Linked DNA regions of Homo sapiens: region 2 is linked to region 1. Evidence: read pairs that join two places in POLR2A ChIA-PET (ENCODE). Cell type or tissue: OCI-LY7. All regions are shown on one strand. Each heading gives the region's core, and the rest is flanking DNA. Links, peaks and the distances in the headings are about the cores only. Region 1 has its middle 86 kb from the start of RPA1. Region 2 overlaps RTN4RL1 (reticulon 4 receptor like 1).

What was found. ChIA-PET counts read pairs that join two places held together with the same protein. Peaks named below come from ENCODE experiments on the same cell type or tissue, not always from the same donor. Only the 100,000 strongest peaks of a DNase experiment are listed, where the experiment ranks them.
Region 2: POLR2A ChIA-PET joins it to region 1 with 5 read pairs; 6 of 35 experiments call an interaction of 5 or more read pairs at or near these places.

Annotation. Positions count from the first base shown.
Region 1 is chr17:1,909,816-1,922,364 of GRCh38, forward strand. No RefSeq gene overlaps it. Among named protein-coding and RNA genes, the nearest start is that of RPA1, 86 kb to the left of the region's middle. RefSeq lists a silencer at 12,298-12,480. In OCI-LY7, for the core only: no CTCF peak of the experiment used is centred there; a DNase peak (open chromatin) is centred at 6,296.
Region 2 is chr17:1,990,003-1,992,502 of GRCh38, forward strand. All of the region lies in intron 1 of RTN4RL1 (reticulon 4 receptor like 1), which reads right to left. Among named protein-coding and RNA genes, the nearest start is that of RTN4RL1-AS1, 26 kb to the right of the region's middle. RefSeq lists an enhancer at 1,685-2,500. In OCI-LY7, for the core only: no CTCF peak of the experiment used is centred there; no DNase peak of the experiment used is centred there.

The DNA of each region.
Region 1 (12,549 bases), core at 5,315-7,814:
ACCTCAACTCTTCCTTTCTCCGTGTGCAGGAGCAGAGTGGTCCCCCAAAATAGAAATATAGGTTTCCAGGAGGTATTCTGTAGGAAGGTGCCCCCAGGCCATGGGGGAAGGGGCCAAGCTCTGGGGATCCATTGTTGCAGGAGCCAGTTCCCTTCTGGGTGGGAATTATGAAGCCCACAGAATTTTTTGAGGTGTGGCTGTTAAGCTTTTCTATGTCCTGGGAGTTTTGCATGAGGCAAAGGCCAGCCTGACCATCTCAAGGAAGAATGAGTCTACTCATGTATTATGAAGGCCCATTGGGGGCCGTCAGCTTGTCATTCAGTGGAACTGCTGGTATTTGATGAGCAAGTGAGGCAATCCCCAAAGTATTTACTTAGAAGCAAAGTAGTAGCAGAGTAAAGTTCAGTGCCCTTTCTTTCGGTGTTTAGCTGCTAACCTTCATTCATTAGCCAATATGACCTCCAAGAAGCACCTGCAGCTATGCTGTGTTCTGGCCACAGACACACCAGAGAGGACTAGTTTCTGCCAGCTTTCAGATCTCTCTGGGCCAACACCGTCATTGCTGAGGGCAGGCTCGGGGTCCCAAGGAAAAGGTCCCGCAAGCGGGAAGAACATTCCATTTCAAAAGGCTTCTGGTTCCTCCTTCTGGGGGGAGCATGGCTGCTCTTGCTGACTAGTGTCCCTGACAGAAGCTGTAATCGGGTCTCTGGCTTTAGGGATACCATAGCTCCTCTCTTGGGAATTGCCATGGTCCTTCCTCTCCCTTTTCCATCTTCTCTTTCTACATCAACTCTTTGGTGGGATCTCCAATGGCCACATCTTTTTTTTTTATTATTATTATTTTAGATGGAGTTTCGCTCTTGTTGCCCAGGCTGGAGTGCAATGGCATGATCTCGGCTCACTGCAACCTCAGCCTCCCGGGTTCAAGCAATTCTCCAGCCTCAGCCTCCACCTCCGGAGCAGCTGGGATTACAGGTGCTCACAACCACGCCCGGCTAATTTTTGTATTTTTAGTAGAGACAGCTTCACCATGTTGGCCAGGCTGGTCTCGAACTTCGGACCTCAGGTGATCCACCCACCTTGGCCTCCCAAAGTGCTGGGATTACAGGCGTGAGCCACCATGCCCGCAATGGCCACAACTTTTTTTGGGGAACTCTAAAGCTCGAAAGGGGACAGTGGGGCTGGGCACGGTGGCTCATGCCTGTAATCTCAGCACTTTGGGAGGCCAAGGAGGATGGATCACCTGAGGTCAGGAGTTCGAGACCAGCCTGGCCAACATGGTGAAACCCCATCTCTGCTAAAAATACAAAAATTAGCTGGGTGTGATGACACGTGCCTGTAATCCCAGCTGCTCGAGAGGCTAAGCCACAAGAATCCCTTGAACCCGGGAGGCGGAGGTTGCGGTGAGCCGAGATCACACCACTGCACTCCAGCCTGGGTGACAGAGCCAGATCTATCTCAAAAAAAAAAAAAAAAAAAAAAAAGGAAAGGGGACAGTGGGCCTCCTGCAAGGAGCAGAGCAGAGGAAAGAGGACACCTGCTTACCTCCTGCCCTCCTCCAGGGACTCCTGCACCTCCTGATGTCCTCACATGTGCAGCGAGGGGGACAGTTGTCTCTCCCATCTCACAGGGCGGAAGTGAGGATCAAATGCAGTAATTTGTGAGAAAGAAAAAACATAAAACAGTCCATAAATGTGCAAGGAATCATAATTATTATATTTTCTCCTCTGGGTGAACCAGAGTTTGGATGTATGAAGCTCACATACGAGGAAAATCAACCGGGTCCGATCCATGAGCTGCTCTTTTCAAATCTCAGTGATGTGCCTCTGGAAGAGACTTTGGTGAAGGTTTGCATCTGTTTGGGGATGTCCATCATTTTGATTGTTCTGTACACGTCCGCTGAAATGTAATACTTGACATTTCTCGAGAACCCGTTGTATTTTTTTTTTAAACCTTGTAACTGAACTATATGTTCAGGGAAATGGAAATAAAACATGATTGCTTAGTTTAGATATGAAAGTGGAGTTTCTGCTTTATCCTCACCCTCCTTTGAGGACACTCATTCTTTCCCCACTTTCCGGCCCCCAGGCGTAGAAAATAGGCTGTTCCTTTGCACATGAGGGAGGCAGCGTGGGGAGAAAGACAACGTGAGGACTGTGGTCAGGCAGATCTGGGTTCAAATCCCCCATCTTCCATTTACCTGACCTCAGAATTTATTCCCTCGTGTGTAAAGCAAGGATGATATTAACGCGTGCCTTCCAGGCCAGTTGTAAGAATTAGAAATATCATACATAAAACACCTAGCGTATCGTGGGCTAACCTTTTTTTTTTTCTTTTATGCAGCTAATTCTGGGAGACGTGGGCTATGTTTTTTAAAATGCAGTGATGGTTGCTATCCACGCTCAAGGAAAAATGGAAATTCCTTTGGTCAGTCTGGCCCAGCTGCTGGCGCCCTGGGACCTCTGGGGGGATGTTTTCATGCCTTCAGGTGATTAGCATGAGGCAGCGTCTGGAGTCTGGTGGTGACCGTCATTTCTTAGAGCTCCTGAAGGCAACTTTGGGACAGTGGGTGAACAGCATTGCAAGCAGGTTGGTTTTGACTCAACCAAAAAAAGTGCTTTCTAATGATCAGAAGCAACCTGCGACATAATAGGTTGCTTCAGAGGAGAATGAGCTGGTAAAAAAAGGCTGGTAAACGTCTGCAAAGCCCCCTGTAGGAGCAGAGCCCTGTGCTTGGCCCTGGCGACTGCGAGCTTCCGGTGAGGACACGTGAGGAGGAGCATCCCTGGTTCCCGTGCTTGGCTCAGACTTCCCTTTTGGCTCCGTTCCTCCCTGAGGGTGCCTTGTGGGCAAGATGCTCTGCTGTGGTCTCCCACTTTAGAAACCGCCTCAACGAGAAGGGACTCAGGGCTGAGTGACCCTCTGAGACAGGGACATGGTTTAGGCAGGTGTGGCCTGTCTTTGGGAAAGGTCCAATGCCCCTGTGGCTTTGTTATGGATCCAAAATTACAGTTACTCGGCTAGGCACAGTGGCTCACGCCTGTAATCGCAGCACGTTGGGAGGCTGAGGCGGGCGGATCACTTGAGGTCAGGAGTTCGAGACCAGCCTGGCCAGCATGGCGAAACCCCGTCTCTACTAAAAATACAAAAATTAGGTGGGCGTGGTGGTGGGCGCCTGTAATCCCAGCTACTCGGGAGGCTGACGCAGGAGAATTGCTTGAACCCGGGAGGCGGAGGTTACGGTGAGCCGAGATCACACCATTGCACTCCAGCCTGGGCAACAGAGCGAGACTCTGTCTCAAGAAAATAAAACAAACAAACAAAAAACCAAAATTATGGTAACCCAAGGGGTGGCCGGGAAGTTCCCATTCACAGCACAGGATCCAGTGGGGGCTGAGAGAGAAGGCTTTGTCCTGGGAGCAGTTCTCTGGGTCACTGTGGCTATCACAGTAGGTTGAACGGTGGCTACCCACAAGATACGTCCACCTGGAAACAGTGAATGAAACCTTGATGGGAAAAAGGGTCCTTGTCGATGTGTTTATGTTAAGGACTGCAGGACGAGGTCATCCTGGCTAGGGTGGGCCCTAAATCCAATGACAAGCATCCTTCTAGGACAACAGAAGAAGGAGACAGGACGCTCAGAGAAGGGGACGTGAAGACAGGCAGAGAGGCTGGAGGGGTATTCCTACAAACCCAGGAACAACAAAGACTGTGTGCAGCCACCAGAGGCCAAGAGAAAGGCACAGAACACAGCCTGGACAACACGGCGAGACCCCAGCTCTGAAAAAAAAAAAAAATGTAGCCGTGGTGTCACATGCCTGTAGTCCCAGCTACTCAGGAGGGAGGCTGGGGAGGGAGGATGGCTTGAGCCCCAGGAGGCAGAGCCTCCAGAGCCATGATTATGCCACGGCACACTAGCCTGGGTGACAGAGTGAGACCCTATCTCAAAAAAAAAAAAAGACAAGAAAAAAAGAAAGGCATGGAACAGATTCTCCCCGAGAGCCTCCAGAAGGAACGAACTGGCCAACACCTTGATTTGAGACTTCTGGCCTCCAGAGCTGGAGAGAATGAGTTTCTCTTGTTTCCAGCCACCCAGTTTGCGGTCGTCTGTTTCGGCAGCCCCGGGAACACAGGCAGCCTATTGTGTCTGTCATCTTGAATTACCCTGTGTCCTTTCGGCTGGGTCAGTGGAGAAGCCGTGGGTTCACTCAGGTTTCCATTGTATTCATTCGTAACTGGGATCCCTCACTCCGGGGCTGTCGGGTTCGAATCCTCACGGCCCAGCTCGCCTTCCTTCACCCCCCAGTGCCTTCTTCTGCGTCAGGTATGGCTGCACCCTTAGTGACTGGGGTTCTTATCACTTATCGGCATCTGATCCAGCTCCGAGGAGCACGGGGCCCTGGGCACAGGCTCCCATCACACACACACACACACACACACACACACACACACACACAGACACACACAAAAGGCACATCAGCAACTGGAAGAACAACCTTTTCAAAAATCACCTTTTGAAAATAGTGGCACCGGCTGGGCGCAGTGGCTCATGCCTGTAATCCCAGCACTTTGGGAGACCGAGGCGGGCGGATCACAAGGTCAGGAGATCGAGACCATCCTGGCTAAAACTGTGAAACCCCATCTCTACTAAAAATACAAAAAATTAGCCAGGCGTGGTGGTGGGCGCCTGTAGTCCCAGCTACTCGGGAGGCTGAGGCAGGAGAATGGCGTGAACCCGGGAGGCGGAGCTTGCAGTGAGCCGAGATCGCAGCACTGCACTGCAGCCTGGGGGACAGAGCGAGACTCCGTCTCAAAAAAAAAAAAAAAGAAAGAAAGAAAATAGTGGCACCAAGCATGCAGTAAATAGCTTTCAGCCACATTCCACCAGCCATAAATTTGATCTGTTTTGACCTGGACCCAGCTGTTTCCTCTCCTCCCGTCAGCCTCTGACTCTGAAATGGCAGCGGCCAAGTACCCATTGTCATCAGCAGTGAGTTCTCGTGGGGAAAGGCCACTTTAATGAGAGAGTTGGCACCACATCCTGCACCTCAGCATGTATTGTTCCCTCAGCAAACTTTCTAGTTAACGAGTTTGGGGGTTTTGATCTGGAGAGCACTGGGGAGAGAAGCTGGAAGGCCCAGCAGTGACATCCCTTTGGAGCCGGCATTGTCTTCCAGGAGCTGAAGATCAGCCTGCAGGGGGTCTAGAGGCGGGCCGTGCAGGTGGCATGCTGGGCAGTTCCATCCCATCCACTGCTGCCTCCGTCCCCAGCCCCCTGCTTTCTCCTAGGAGAACAGCAGAACCCCTGGGTGTGGTTCTTTGAGCTTCGATGGGCCTGCCCTGCTTTTTAGACAGAAGCGTCTCTTCTCAGTGCAACCCAGGATTAGTATGGAAATAGAGACATTTTTAGGAGGCCTCTGCTGATAGCCCCTTTACCGTCGGTGTGGGGGAGTCAGCCCCTGGCCTTTGCTCTGAGGAGCGAGGGTCCATCTATCCTGTTGCCTGGCAGGTGGTACCTAAGATGCTCTTGTATGGGACCCTGTCGCTCCAGAACATCCATCGAGATTCTCCCAGCCAGGCTCGATGTCCAAGGAGCAGCAGCCTTTCTAATTCTCGGAACCAAGAAGAACCTTTTTTTTTTTTTTTTTTTTGAGACAGAGTCTTGCTTTGTTGCCCAGGCTTGAATGCAGCAGCACAATCTCAGCTCACTGCAATCTCCACCTCCTGAGTTCAAGCAATTCTTCTGTCTCAGCCTCCCAAGTAGCTGGGATTACCTGTGCGCACCACCATGCCCAGCTAGTTTTGTATTTTTAGTAGAGACGGGGTTTCACCATATTGGCCAGGCTGGTCTCGAACTCCTGACCTTGTGATCCACCCGCCATGGCCTCCCAGAGTGCTGGGATTACAGGTGTGAGCCACTGCGCCCGGCCTAGCAGAACCTTTTAAACCTTTTCATCTCATTCTTTCTTTCTTCTTCTTTTTTTCTTGCAGTATTATTTACTGTGTGAGAGCACCAAGGATGGAACGCTGCTGAAAATGAGGGGGCTGTCAAAAACCAGAAAGAAGGGAAGTCAAATGCTGCCCCCAGCAGCAATCACTGGCAGGTGTGCCGCGATCCCCCCACTTCTCAGTGGGGTGGTCCTACCTGTGCCAGCCTAATTGCTACCAGTCTGCGGCCCTGCGTGGTAATGAGGGACCCGGGCGCTAGGGCACTCTTTAAATGATGCAACATTTAAATGACTTCCATTTACCTTTCATGCACCTCTGCTTCGCTTCTTAATTATTGGCAGCATTTGACTTCCTCTTTTGCTATGGAATCCATTTCCTCAGCCTCCTGGGGAGAGGCTGTGGCCTCCTGTGTACCGTGGGGCGGCACGTTTTGCCACTGTTGTGGCAACAGACTGTGATTTGGGGAAGAAGGCTGTGACCCTCAGGACAAGAGAGAGATGCTGGGAGAGGGGACGTCTCTTCCGTGGAAAAGCAGCATCTGTAATGGAGTCCTTAGCAATGGCAGAGGGAGGGGTGATGTGGGGAAATGCACAAAGCTGAGCGTGAAGTGTAAATATGATGATTGTTGTCTCTTTCTTGGGAGGTAAATAAATCAGCTCGATGTAGATTTGAGAGGTGGCTGGTGATGCTGTGTACTCAGCGCCCCGAACTCGGCCTCTTCAGAGTGCTTCAGATGTTGATTCATTACACCTTCCACCAGCTCAGGGAGGATGGAGGTGGGGAGAATTATTATCCCGGCTCTAAACCCGGGGACTGGGCGAGGTTAAGAGGCAGTAAGTTGGGAGGAAAAGGTGGCGGCTCCGGCAACCCAGCCAATGCTTCCGCCGCTAGAAACGTCTGCTCCACTTAGAAACAAGTCATTGTCAGGTAACCTATTTTTCGGGGTGTAATTCCAGCATATGAGGGCTTTGTCTCCTCTGTATATTTCTTTGCTTGAAAAATGTATGAGCTTATGGAGCTGGAGAGAGTGACCTTAATCCTTTACCAAGCTTGTTTGGGGGCTGAAGCATCCAAGAGGGAAAGAGGAGAAGCTGACACACTCCAGGTCCCAGCCCCACTGGAACGGAGTCCCTTTGGTACATGGATTAAAAAAAAAAAAAAACCTGGGCTGGGGGGCTGTGTTATACAGGTGGAATCACAAGGCTTATAGCCTTGAGTTTCAGGAGAGTGTGGATCTGAAATGGTTTGATCATGAAGTAACTGTCGGCCAAGTGTCCGGAGGAAGGGTTCAGCCTGAGGCTGCGGCCGCGGGTCTGTGCAGCAGCCGGTGCAGGGACCGTGGAGTAGCAGCTGGGCTCTGCGAATGGGTGGAAAGGGCAGAGTCACCGCAGGGCCAGAGTTCAACCCCAACTATAGCATGAGAAAGCCAGGCAGTGAGGGAGGGGCGGGCAGTACGTCCTCCGCAGTGTGCTGCCGTGCATTTGGGGCAGTCTTGGGCTCATCTCGCCCCAAACCCTGCCGCTCTCCTGGGGCACCTGCGAACGGGAGGTGTGAGCAGGCAAGTTGCCGGCGGAGCTCTGTCATGTGGGTTACCAAGGAGCAAGAGAATAGAGGAAGCTGCCTTCAGAATCCCCAAAGACCAATTTCTTCCAGCCCCAGCGAGTGTAGGGAGCCTCCACCGAGTCCCAGCCGTCAGGGTGGCTGCGGCTCGGCATCTTCCAATGGTGTGACAGATGGAGGTGCACCTGGCACCTCCAGGCACCTGGGGAGAGCGCAGGGAGGTGCCCTACGGCGCATGGCTCCTTCTCTGAGGGAAGGCACCTCTGGGCATGCCTGCCTGGCCAGCACCTTCTGCCCCTTGTGCATCGAAAGGGGGAAGAAGCCTCTTCCCTGTTTACTCAGCCCAAAGCCACGGGGCCAGGCTGCTCCCAGACCCACTGGGCAGGCCCTGTAGGGACAGTGGCAGTAGGCGGTTAGCCCTGTAGGGACAGTGGCAGTAGGAGGTTAGCCCTGTAGGGACAGTGGCAGTAGGCAGGCCCTGTAGGGACAGTGGCAGTAGGCGGGCCCTGTAGGGACAGTGGCAGTAGGCGGGCCCTGTAGGGACAGTGGCAGTAGGCAGTCAGCCCTGTAGGGACAGTGGCAGTAGGAGGTTAGCCCTGTAGGGACAGTGGCAGTAGGCAGGCCCTGTAGGGACAGTGGCAGTAGGCGGGCCCTGTAGAGACAGTGGCAGTAGGCAGTCAGCCCTGTAGGGACAGTGGCAGTAGGCAGTTAGCCCTGTAGGGACAGTGGCAGTAGGCAGGCCCTGTAGGGACAGTGGCAGTAGGCGGGCCCTGTAGGGACAGTGGCAGTAGGCAGGCCCTGTAGGGACAGTGGCAGTAGGCGGTTAGCCCTGTAGGGACAGTGGCAGTAGGAGGTTAGCCCTGTAGGGACAGTGGCAGTAGGCAGGCCCTGTAGGGACAGTGGCAGTAGGCGGGCCCTGTAGGGACAGTGGCAGTAGGAGGTTAGCCCTGTTGCAGAGAACCTGCCACCACCATCCCTATCTGGCGCTCTCCCTGCCCTTGGTTCTTTCCCTTCTTCTCTCTCTACCCCCTTCTCTTTTTTTTTCTCACTCAGCTTCTCTGCTGAATTCTGCATTGACATCAGCACTTCCAAAAACAACAACAAAGGAAAGTAGGTCACCGGCGTACCGGATCGGAGCTGGGCCCCGGTGCCAGCTGAGTCCGGGGCTGCGGCCCATCTCATGGAGAGCCGGGGGCGCCCCAAACTCTGCGCCACAGCCTCACACATGCAGCTTGGTTCCTGCCCTGTGTTCTTAGCGGGAAGGGGTAGGTATGCGTGCATGGCCTGTATGTTGGCATGCTGGCTCACGGACGGGGCAGCGTTGGGGTTTCTGCACCAAGGGGAACACCACGTACACTCCATACGTTCCTTCTGGTCCAGGTATGATAGAACTGGGGGTCAAGAAACCCAGGGTGCACACGCCTGCTCTTGGGACTGGGATCCAGCCTGCAAATGCACGTTGATTGACATACGTGATTGACATACGTGATTGACATACGTGTGTGCACCGGCCTGACAGCACTGCCTTCTCGGCCCTGTCCCTCCAGAGCTTCTTCACATGTAACATTTCCTCGGCTCTCTATGGTCACGGAGCTCCCAGTTCTACTTGAAAGATTACCCAACACGCTAATTGGGACTCCTGCTATGATTAAAAAGAAATTCCGGATTACAGCCACCATGCCACAGAGCTCAGGAAGAAAACAGCTCTTTATAAACCCAGCAGGAGCAGACTTTCGTTTATTTATTTTTTTTCTACCTTTGAAAGAAATTGCATCTTGAGGTTGTTTGGCCCACAATGAGTGACTCAAGTACACATAGTCACCAGGTAAGGCCCAAATTGTAAAGAGAGGGGCACTCGGGAAGAGATAAAATTACAGCCTCTTCCCCCGCCCCCGGCTTTTTAATACCTAACCGAGTTATTTCTGTAAGCCTAGATCCTGCCTCGGCCGGCGCCTTTGGCCCCCTGACCTGGGAGATAGATGCTACTGTTCCGTCTGGGTCAGCCTTCGCCCACGATAAAGCTTTTATGAGCAGCTGAGGGTGCTTCATTTCAATGAAGCTCCCTGAAGCAATTAGCTCTGGAGGTCCCCAGAGGTGGCTGCAGGGAGGGAGGATTTAAGCCGTGGTCAGTGAGAGGCAGGCACAGCTATGAGAGCAGCACTGCTGAATGATTTCACTTGCAGGGCTGAGCTCATCGCATTGATACTTTTAGAGCTCATTAGCTTGGGGAGGGGGGCTGGCACGCTGTACCGGGTCCCCTGGGCATCTGACCTCTCAAAGCAGCTCCTCTTGGACCAACAGGGAAGAAGTCCTCCTAATTCCTTTTCTACTTCCACCAAACACCCATCCCCTAGTTAAGGCTTTGAAACATTAACATGGAACCCAAACCCTCTTAAAAGGCAGCCGTTTGACTTTATGAAAATGAAACATCTCCCTAATGTCAGCTTCATTAAAAGATGTAAGAAAAGAACATCAATGTTTGCTGATAGAAGAATATAATTGTTGGCCAGGCGTGGTGGCTCACGCCTGTAATCCCAGCACTTTGGGAGGCCAAGGCGGGAGGATCACCTGAGGTTGGGAGTTCAAGGCCAGCCTGGCCAGCATGGTGAAACCCTGTCTGTACTGAAAATACAAAATTAGCTGGGCGCAGTGGCAGGAGCCTGTAATCCCAGCTACTCGGGAAGCTGAGGTAGAGAATCTCTTGAACCTGGAGGCAGAGGTTGTGGTGAGCCAGGATCATGCCATTGCACTCCAGCCTGGACAATAGAGCGAGACTCTGTATCAAAAAAAAAGAGAGAGAATATAATTGTCTTTAAGGGTAACTGGCTGGTTATTGCAGATAATTATCTGCAAATAATGGAAGGCAGGTGATAAGGAGGAAGGAGGCCATGCACACGGAGCTGGCACAGGTGAGCAGAGCCGTTGGCCCAAGTGGGGTTGGGTTGGGGCTGGGAACAGCATAAGGCAAGGGCCGCACTGCCAGACTCCTCCACAACCACCCTTCCCAGAGTTTTTGCATGCACAGAGCAGTAGGGTTGCAGAAAGAATTTGGAGGGCTTGCCTTGGGTTGCCAGCATTTTGTTTGGCCAATGAGAGACCCCAAGACACAGAAGCTGCTATGTACCAGTCCCGTTGGTTCAGAAAAGAAAGATCATTTTTACTTTTATTTTTTAGACAGAGTCTCACTCTGTCACCCAGGCTGGAGTGCAATGGTGCAATCTTGGCTCACTGCAAGCTCTGCCTCCCGGGTTCAAGCAATTCTTCTGCCTCAGCCTCCCGAGTAGCTGGGATTACAGGCACCCGCCACTAGGCCTGGCTAATTTTTTTTGTATTTTTCGTAGAGACGGGGCTTCACCATGTTGGCCAGGCTGGTCTCGAACGCCCAACCTCAGGTGATCCACCCACCTTGGCCTCCCAAAGTGCTGGGATTACAGGCGTGAGCCACTGCGCCCGGCCAAAGAAAGATCTTTTTAGAACACCCTTCTCCCTCCCCAAACCAAAGGAAAAAAAAAAATAAGGACATGATTTCAGAATAAAGGATTATCTTTAGATGGAATAAATTTGGCTTAGCAAAAAACTCAATACATTAATGTTTCGTTGCAAATCGGTAAAATCGCAATCACAGGCTCCCCTTGTCTCCAAACTAGCATTTGGAAGCCAGTGTTCCCAGGGAGCTTGGAGCCTGCCAGTTGCCACAGCTTTTAGGATGACAAGGAAGCAGATTGCCTGGGTTTAAAATTCCGTTGCTGGCGTCTTCTGGAACCAGCCGCTCCATCCTTTCCCCCACCACCCCCGCCCCGTTTTCCTTGTGTGACAGAGTGGAGGAGTAGACGATTGGGTCGAAACCAAATTGGTCAAAAGGACAAACTGGTCAAGAGCGACTATTTCCGCCGCAGCCTTGGCTGTTCCACAAGCCGGTTCTGCCAAGGACTCGTCATCCCCAGGCGGAGTGCCACCTACATGCCAGGTGGGAGGCGGCGTTGCGGAGGAGCCGCTGAGGGTGAAACGAAGGAGTCCGGGCCAGTTCTTAGCCTTTTTCAGGATCTGATGAAAAGGCCGTGCTGGCCTGCACCTGTGGGCCCAGCTACTCAGGAGGCTGAGGCAGGAGGTTCGCTTGAGCCCAGGAGTTTGAGACCAGCCTGGGCAACAGAGGAAGACCCTGTCCCAAAAATATAAATTAATTTATTTATTAATTAAAAGAAAAAAAAAAAGGCCAGGCGCGGTGGCTCATGCCTGTAATCCCAGCACTTTAGGAGGTCGAGGCGGGTGGATCACCTGAGGTCAGGAGTTTGAGACCAGCCTGGCCAACATGGTGAAAGCCTGCCTCTACTAAAAATACAAAAATTAGCCAAGCGTGGTGATGGGCGCCTGTAATCCCAGCTACTTGGGAGGCTGAGGCAGGAGAATCAGTTGAACCCGGGAGGTGGAGGCTGCAGTGAGCCGAGATGGTGCCATTGTACTCCAGCCTGGGCAACAGAGTGAGACTCCATCTGCTTTTGGCTGGGCGCAGTGGCTCACGCCTGTAATCTCAGCATTTTGGGAGGCCGAGGGGCGGATCACGAGGTCAGGAGATCGAGACCATCCTGGCTAACATGGTGAAACCCCGTCTCTACTAAAAACACAAAAAATTAGCTGGGTGTGGTAGTGGGCGCCTGTAGTCCCAGCTACTCAGGAGGCTGAGGCAGGAGACTCACTTGGACCCAGGAGGTGGAGGTTGCAGTGAGCCGAGATCGTGGCACTGCACTCCAGCCTGGGCAACAGAGCAAGACTGTGTCTCAAAAAAAAAAGAAAAAGAAAAGAAAAAGAAAAAGAAAGCTCTCTCTGGCCGGGCGCGGTGGCTCACAGCTGTAATCCCAGCACTTTGGGAGGCCGAGGCAGGTGGATCACGAGGTCAGGAGATGAGACCATCCTGGCTAACACGGTGAAACCCCGTCTCTACTAAAAATACAAAAAAATTAGCCAGGTGTGGTGGCGGGCGCCTGTAGTCCCAGCTACTCGGGAGGCTGAGTCAGGAGAATGGTGTGAACCCAGGAGGCAGAG
Region 2 (2,500 bases), core at 1-2,500, 75 kb after region 1:
CAATGTGAGTGTGCTTAATGCCACAGAACTGTACACTTAAAATGATTACAATGGTAAATTTTGTTGTGTACATTAAAAAACTTTTTTTTAATTATCAAGGATGCATAGAATATTTGGGAAGCTGAGGCTGGAGGATCACCTGAGGCCAAGAGGTTGAGACCAGCCTGATCAACACGGTGAAACCCCATCTCTGCTAAAAATAAAAAATTAGCCGGGCATGGTGGTGGGCACCTGTAATCCCAGCTACTTGCGAGGCTGAGAGGCTGAGGCAGGAGAATCGCTTGAATCTGGGAGGTGGAGGTTGCAGTGAGCCGAGATCGAGCCACTGCACTCAGCCTGGGTGACAAAGCAAGACTCCATCTCAAAAATAAACAAATAAAATAAAATAATGAAAAATAAAAAGTTCTTGTAGGCCGGGCATGGTGGCTCACATCTGTAGTCCCAGAACCTTGGGAGGCTAAGGCAAGGCAGGAGGATGGCTTGAGCTCAGGAGTTCAAGACCAGCCTGGGCAACAGAGGAAGACCTCATCTCTACAAAACATAAAAAATATTAGCCAGATGTGTGGCATGCACTTTTGGTCCCAGCTACTCGGGAGGCTGAGGTGGGAGGATCGCTTGAGCCCAGGAGGTTGAGGCTGCAGTGAGCCATGATGACACCACTGCACTCCAGCCTGGGCAATAGAGCAAGACCCTGTTTCAAAAAACAAAACTTACTGTAATACAATCAAGGCTAACAGAAGAAAGGAAGGAAGGGATTATCATGGAACTTTTTGAGTCCACTACAGATGCGCTTCTGAGTCAGAATCTTTTACAAAGCTGGGTTTTCCGTCTATCACACTGTTGTTTCGCTCTACCTCTTAAAGTCTCTCTGAGCTGTGTCTCCAAGAGAGGAGACGGTGTGCACACAGCCCTGCACCCACCCTTTCCTGCATGTGTAGTGCTCCCCCTGCATAGCCACAATGGAGAAAATGAGAGCATCCAGGGAACGAGTCCCTCTCTAGGCGCAGAGAGCACCAACCCATGTGCAATTTGGATGCCTGACCTTGGCCAATTAGTACCTTGCTCAGTGTAACCAACCGAGTCGCAGATTCCATTCGATTCAGCAAACATTTATCGAGCATCTCAGTGCCAGCTGATTTCTGTCTGTTCTATAAGTGCAATGGAGCTCAGCCTTCTCTCCAGATTAGAGTTATTTGTATTTCAAGGCAAAAAGATAGGTTTTAAGTACCTGTAAGAGGCGGTAATGGATGCCCCGGGGAAGGGTAGGCATAGGCTTGTAGGGAGGGAGAGGAGCTGAGAAAAGGCCTGAGAATCAGGGTGGTAGGACCGGGCTGGAAACGGAAGAAAAGGTGGACTGAGAAGCCAGATAAAGCCTGTGAGTTTGTTTTTTTTTGAACCTCCCCCAACTTTCTTTTTAATCGAAAAGATAATACATGCACATAGTAAAAAAAAAAAAAAAAACAAAAAAAAACTTCAAAGAACACAAAAGGGTATACAATAAAAAGTAAGTCTCCTTTCCTCTCCCAGACCTCCAGGCCCCAGTTTCTTTCTTCAGAGGTATCCTACTGTTAACAGTTTCTTTTGTGTATTTCCAGAAAATTTCTATCACATACAAGCATGTCTTTTTAGAACCCAAATGGTAGCGCCATGTATTACCACTGCTTTTTCACTTTGCAAGGTAGCTTGGCATCCACCCCATCTCAGTGCACACAGAGTCACCCATTCCTCGCAGCGGAAAATCCCATCGCACGGGGGTGTTGTCATCTACCCAGTGGATCCCCTCCTGATGGACAAGTAGGTTGTTTCCAGTTTCTGAACTTGCATGCTCCCACATGCGCATTTCTGCCCACAGATACAAGGGTAGCAGTAGATCAATTCCTGGAAGTGGAATTGCTCTATTTACGGAGCTGTAACTGACTCTGACTGAGAAGTCCAGGGAGAGCTATGTCTCCAGAAGAGGAGAGACGTGTACTGAGCCCCACGCCCACCCTCCTTCCTTGTACACACAGTCCCCCAGATCCTTCATGACATGGGCCACGTAGGAGCAAGGGTTGGACTGCATGCAGAAAAAGAGTCCTCGTGCCGGGCGCAGTGGCTCACGCCTGTAATCCCAGCACTTTGGGAGGCCGCGGCGGGTGGATGACGAGGTCAGGAGAACGAGACCATCCTGGCTAACACGGTGAAACCCCATCTCTACTAAAAATACAAAAAATTAGCCGGGCGTGGTGGCGGGCGCCTGCAGTCCCAGCTACTTGGGGGGGCAGGAGAATGGCGTGAACCCGGGAGGCAGAGGTTGCAGTGAGCCAAGATCGCGCCACTGCACTCCAGCCTGGGTGACAGAGCGAGACTCTGTCTCAAAAAAAAAAAAAAAAAAAGAAAAACGAAAAAAGAAAAAGAGTCCTTCTCTGGGTTCAGAGAGAACCAACTTGTGTGGCTGGGGACTCAGTTGGGGACAAAGAGCCGCCCCCTCCCCCAGTTGGGGCTAAGAGCATGTAGAGGG